2 separate regions of the Homo sapiens genome follow, and region 1 is linked to region 2. A link is an interaction called in ENCODE POLR2A ChIA-PET data of the cell type or tissue named here. Cell type or tissue: OCI-LY7. All regions are shown on one strand. Each heading gives the region's core, and the rest is flanking DNA. Links, peaks and the distances in the headings are about the cores only. Region 1 overlaps ARID3B (AT-rich interaction domain 3B). Region 2 overlaps CLK3 (CDC like kinase 3).

Region 1 (2,905 bases), core at 94-2,593, 72 kb before region 2:
AGTGAGAGACATACAACTCTTCCTTTCGCTTGAATACTTAGAGGCCATTGCAAGGTTATTATTGGCCTAATTTCAATATGGTTGTGTCCAAGGGAGTAGGGAGGATCTTTTTCTCTCTTGTAGCTTTTAAGATTTTTTCTTTTTGACTCTGCTATTCTGCACTTTAATTACAGTATTCTAGGTTTCGACTTACTTTTTTTTTTTTTTTTTTTTTTGAGACGGAGTCTCACTCTGTCGCCCAGGCTGGAGTGCAGTGGCATGATCTCAGCTCACTGCAAGCACTGCCTTCAGGGTTCATGCCATTCTCCCGCCTCAGCTTCCTGAGTAGCTGGGACTACAGGCGCCCGCCACCACGCCTAGCTAATTTTTTGTATTTTTAGTAGAGACAGGGTTTCACTGTGTTAGCCTGGATGGTCTCGATCTCCTGACCTCATGATCCGCCCACCTCGGCCTCCCAAAGTGCTGGGATTACAGGCGTGAGCCACGCGCCCGGCCTTTCAACTTACTTTTATTCCACTTGGGTCTCTGTCTGCTCCTTCAATCTGGTTTGTGTCTTTTTTTTTTTTTTTTTTTTGGGTACTATTTTTTCTTAACCAGTATTCTAATAGAAGTATTTGAACCTCCTCATTCAGTCTCCTGTGCGTCTTTTCTTTTAAAATCTTATGTATTTATATCATTCTCCTGCATTCTGGATTATTTTCACATTTAATTTTCTAATTTCTAATTCTGTCTTCAGCTCTATCTGTTCTACTTTATGGCTCTTTAAAAAATGGTTTGTCGTAATTATTGTGTTTGTTTATAAATTTTTTGGCATTTAAAAATCTGCCTGTTTTTACTTTATGGTTTCTATTCCTTCAGCTCTTTGAACATCTTTGACTTTTTAAAACTTTATATTGGAATTGCTAAAACTCATTTATGGAAATTTCATACATACAAAAAAAAAAGAATAGTAATGAACCATCTGTGTTCTTTAATCAGCTTTCAACAAGTATCAACAGTCTGCCATTCTTTTTAAACATGCTTATTTTAAAGATGCTTTTAGAGTCTATTATTATCTCTAATTCTTGGGGTGCAAGTTCTTCCTGTGTCATGTTACTGTCCCTTAAGATGGTTTATTTCCTCTTGGTTTGTTTTTGTTTTTTTTCCAGTGTAAATTCATTTTGAGTGGGGATTTGTTTCTGTAGGAATCCCATGTGCCTTGGATGGTGGAAGCATTCCTAAGGGGAGTTTTGTTTTTCCCTCTGCTGGGGCTGCACAAGTTTAGCTCGTTGCATTGGTTTGGGTAGTGTGAATTTGAAGCCTACATCTGTGCCTAGTGAGAGCCCCTCAATATGAGTCCCCTGCCAGATGGCACGGTTCCTTGCAGCTTCGCCGGGCTGGTGGGCAGTGTTTTTAGGCCCAGTTTATGGCGGGCCATGTAGTCTCTCATGGCCTCTGGCTTTATGCAGTTGTTTCTGTTCTGGTTCCTGGCATGCAGGGGCCTACAGCCTGGACTCCCTTCTCTTGGGGTTGATTCAGTCTCCAGCTCTCAGTTCAGCACTCGGCTCTTAAGAACCCTATTCGGGTCATGTTCTCCCTTGAGCCCTTCAGCTTTGCCACTTGCTCACTGATTGCTACCATTTTGTTTCTGCTGCTGTGGACTCTGCTTTCTTTCTGGGTTTCAAGCTCAGCTATGTATGCAACGGGTAGAGTGTTAAATGTTATCCAGCTTTTCTATGTGAGGTTTTCTTTGGGGAAGAAGCGAGGGAGATGGTGGAGTTCCTTCACATCAGACTATCCTCACTCACAGTTTTGTTTGCTTGTTTTCTTGTTTTTGTTTTTTAATAACTAAGACTTTTTGACCTCTTATGTGCCAAGTACCTTATTTCATTTCATTGTGTGAGGCAGGTCCTAATATTATCCCCTTTATGTGTTTGTTTTATTTACAGATGAGGGAAAAGGTCAAGTGGGAAGCTTGTGGTCTCACAGTTGGGAAGCTGGCTAGTGAACCCAGGTGGTCTGACTTCTAGCTCCATATTCCCTCTTGCTCCCTTCCAGATAGAACAGGAGAAAAATAATCTTTCCTTAGTGGTTTTATTACTCTGCAAATGACTTTTACTTATTTTTTCTGATTGTCAAGGTAATGCAGGCTCATTTTAGAAAACATGGAAAATGTAAAAATTTGTAAAGAAGAAAATACAATCACTACAGCCACATAACTTAGATTTAATATAACTATAAACATTTGTTGTACTTGCGTTTTGAAGAAAAATGCCTACTATAGATACAGTTTTAAATTTTATATACAGGCTGGGTGCCGTGGCTCACACCTGTAACTCCAGTACTTTGGAAGGCCAAGGCAGGTGGATCGCTTGAGCCCAGGAGTTTGAGACCAGCCTAGGCAACATGGCGAAACCCTGTCTCTACTAAAAAAAAAACCACACACACAAAAATTAGCCGGAGTGGTGGCACACACCTGTAATCCCAGCTACTCAGGAAGCTGAGGCAGAAGAATCACTTGAATCTGGGAGATGGAGATTGCAGTGAGCCACGATTGCACCACTGCACTCCAGCCTGGGCAACAGAGCAAGACTGTCTCAAAAAAAAAAAAAATTTATATACAATTTTGTGCTTAACTTTTATCACCTAACAGGCCTTGAGCAATTTAAAGTATTACTTTAAAATATTTTAGTTTTCAAAGTATATTACAGAAGTAATAATAACTCAAATAATTTTAGAAATTTGGAAATGTATGAAATAAAAGTCTGACTCTTCAGGTGTAATTGTTAACAGTTTGGTCTACACCTTCTTGGAGCTTTTTCTTTTCACAAATATATTTTGTCTGTTCTACATATTGTTCTACCACTTGCTTTTGTACTCTGCTCTGGCAGTCCTCCATGAGTGTTCATGAAGATCTATTTTTCGT
Region 2 (2,905 bases), core at 116-2,615:
AAGTAGAGTCCTCCAAGGAGGCATCACTGCCTCCTCGATCCAGTCCAGCAAGGCGTCCCAGAGGCAAGGGGACCTGCTGTGGCTTCCCACGACCCTGCCGTCACACTGAGGCACCTTGTGTCCCTGAGCAGAGTTACATGCTCCAAGACTCCCTGGAGCACGTGCAGCTGTTTGACCTGATGAGGAGGATGTTAGAATTTGACCCTGCCCAGCGCATCACACTGGCCGAGGCCCTGCTGCACCCCTTCTTTGCTGGCCTGACCCCTGAGGAGCGGTCCTTCCACACCAGCCGCAACCCAAGCAGATGACAGGCACAGGCCACCGCATGAGGAGATGGAGGGCGGGACTGGGCCGCCCAGCCCCTTGACTCCAGCCTCGACCGCCAGGCCCCAGGCCAGAGCCACCCAATGAACAGTGCAATGTGAAGGAAGGCAGGAGCCTGCAGGGGAGCAGACTTGGTGCCCAGCTGCCAGAAAGCACAGATTTGACCCAAGCTATTTATATGTTATAAAGTTATAATAAAGTGTTTCTTACTGTTTGTAACCCCTGGTACCAGTGTGTCCATCTCCAGGCTCCTTGCCTTCCCCTTACCTGACCTTATTAATAAAGTCTTTCTTAGCAGTTCAGCTTGTGGAGAGCTAAGTGTGAACTGGGCCAGGCACAGAAGAGCTAGGCAGGGGTAAGACCAGAATTGGGGACATCCTCTGGGCCCAGGCTGCTGAGCAGTCCTAGATGGCACCTCTGCCCTGCTGGCTTCTGTACCTCTCAGCCCCAGAGAACCTAAGGGAATCAGCCCACCGTGGCTAGCCAGGTGGGGTCTGGTTTTCCACAGCCTGCCAGTCCCATTACTGGCCAGGACTTTAGGCTGTATGTGCCCAACAACTATGGCCTGCTGAGGGCAGGAGACGAGTGGGGCGGGTTCCTAGGCTGGGACAGACAGCACCTCATGACAGCCTACAGAGCAAGTCACACGGCACAGGACTCAGTCAGTCATTCAGCTTTATTTCAGTGCTGGTTTTTGGTTCCCTAAGAGCTGCATGAGTGCTAGGCTTCACCACGTGACTGGGGGCCCCTTGGGAACTGGGTACTATGGGCAGGATGCCCCTGAAAAGAACTGAAGACAGAGGAATCATACTTCTCTTTAATACCTCTGGGGAAGGCCCAGGCTAAGGATGAGGGCAGGGACCAGTCCCAGTGCCCCCTGGGGAGAGAAGAGGGAGAAGCTTGGGCACAAACTCCCAGTGGCCCTGCAAGGCTATCATCCCTGGATCTTGCTGGAGTGGACAGTCTTCTGGGCCAGGGTTGTTCTAGCTTGTTTCTCACTGTACCTAATCAGGGGGCCTAACTGCATTAACAGGCAGCCAGAACCTACCTACCAAAAAGCCTGTAACCTAGACTGCTCCTCAGATTTTGGCCAAGAGAGGGCCCCGGCTTGGGAGCTGCTTGGCCCTGAGAGTGAGCAGAGGCTCAGAGAATACACAGCACAAGGGTTACAGTCCCTGGCCTCTTCCCATCGCTGGAGACAATTTAAGACTGAAGGGAAGATGAGAGGAGGGGCCAGCCCTCTACCCTGGCTCATCTGCTTCTGGCTATGTTCCTACAAGGGAAGTGATAACAGCCTGAAACCCGTGGTACCAGGGCCTACCCTATGTCCACAATCCTTGGTGAGCCCTTCTGTCCACCCATCCACCCGCTCAGCCAGCCTGGGCAGACACAGAGCAGAAGCAGCCTGAAGCCCTGAAGCAGGCTTAAACACAAGTCCTTGACAGGAATCCCTGCCAGGATTCCAGGCATAGATCCTGTTCTACCAGCCTCCAGGGCCTAGAGCTTGGCACCTTAGGATTTGAGCATCAGTGTGTTCCTATGGTTGGAACCCACACCAGCTAGCTCATCCAGAACTAGCCTCATTTTGCCATCTTTGAGACAGGGTGCTGGCCCCAAGCCTACTCATCTAGACTGGACAAATGTAAAAGGTTCAAAGCCCAGATGATGTAAGAGCTGGGGTGGAGCTCAAGCACGGGAGCCCATCTGCCTGCTCTGGGATGACAGCTGCAAAGGACCGTTTCAGGGGAAGGGCAGAGGGGATGAAAGAGTAGGTGGGGCATGTATGTGCGGGCAAAGGGCTGGAGGAGTGGTGGCCTAGGACAGAAGCACCAGGAAGCCTCTTCTGGTTCAGCACCAGGCTCCCCCAGGGATATCCCCATCTGAGGGGTCTGGCCCCAGACTAGGCAAAGGCTCAACCTGCTCAGCTTTGAGGGTGGGGGCGGGCACTGCTGGCAAGATGGGCACTGTGGTTCTACAGTAATATAACCTTATACTACCTGTGCTGAAGACGACAGAACAACATAAAATCCCAATACAGTAACACCATCCTAATGCCGCCCCCTTCCCTACCTCTGAGTGATGGAGGGAAAAGGAGGGAGAGATCCTTGGAAAAATCAGCATAAAACTTGGATCAGCTCAGGAGTAAGGGTCAAAACCCCCCAAATCAACTTGTGGGGCTAGGGGAAGGCCTGGTCTGTCACAGCCCTGGACATGAATGGAGAGTGCAGGTCTGCCCTCTGGTGGACAGCTGCCGTGCAGCTGGTTCTACAGAGGAAGGGCTGTCTGCGTGGGGAAAGCAGGGGAGACACAAAGCCACAAGCTCTGAAATAGAGCAGGTACAGGCCCCCAGACAGGACCTGGCCCACTCTTCAATGTGTGTGCCCAGGCCCAGTGGCTGTAAACCTGAAACACAGTCTTGAGAGCTGCCTACGGCTGTAAACAAAGGCCCACCTGGCCGTGCAGGGGGCTGAGGGTAGAGATGCCTGGAGTTGCTGCACGCTCAGCCTGCCACCCAGCCCGGAACCCAGTGGGAAAGACTTCCCTGGCTAAGAGCAAGTGACAGGTCAGTTTTAAGTAAGTT

The links. ChIA-PET counts read pairs that join two places held together with the same protein. Peaks named below come from ENCODE experiments on the same cell type or tissue, not always from the same donor. Only the 100,000 strongest peaks of a DNase experiment are listed, where the experiment ranks them.
Region 1: POLR2A ChIA-PET joins it to region 2 with 7 read pairs; 5 of 35 experiments call an interaction of 5 or more read pairs at or near these places.

Annotation. Positions count from the first base shown.
Region 1 is chr15:74,557,625-74,560,529 of GRCh38, forward strand. All of the region lies in intron 2 of ARID3B (AT-rich interaction domain 3B), which reads left to right. Among named protein-coding and RNA genes, the nearest start is that of ARID3B, 18 kb to the left of the region's middle. In OCI-LY7, for the core only: no CTCF peak of the experiment used is centred there; no DNase peak of the experiment used is centred there.
Region 2 is chr15:74,629,576-74,632,480 of GRCh38, forward strand. It overlaps CLK3 (CDC like kinase 3), which reads left to right. Exons shown (of 13, transcript NM_001130028.2): 13 at 132-626. The coding sequence ends at 308. It overlaps EDC3 (enhancer of mRNA decapping 3), which reads right to left. Exons shown (of 7, transcript NM_025083.5): 7 at 983-2,905. Among named protein-coding and RNA genes, the nearest start is that of CLK3, 15 kb to the left of the region's middle. RefSeq lists enhancers at 1-250, 2,456-2,515, 2,576-2,725. In OCI-LY7, for the core only: a CTCF peak has its summit at 2,557 (motif pointing left); DNase peaks (open chromatin) are centred at 1,056 and 2,566; H3K27ac peaks cover 696 bases.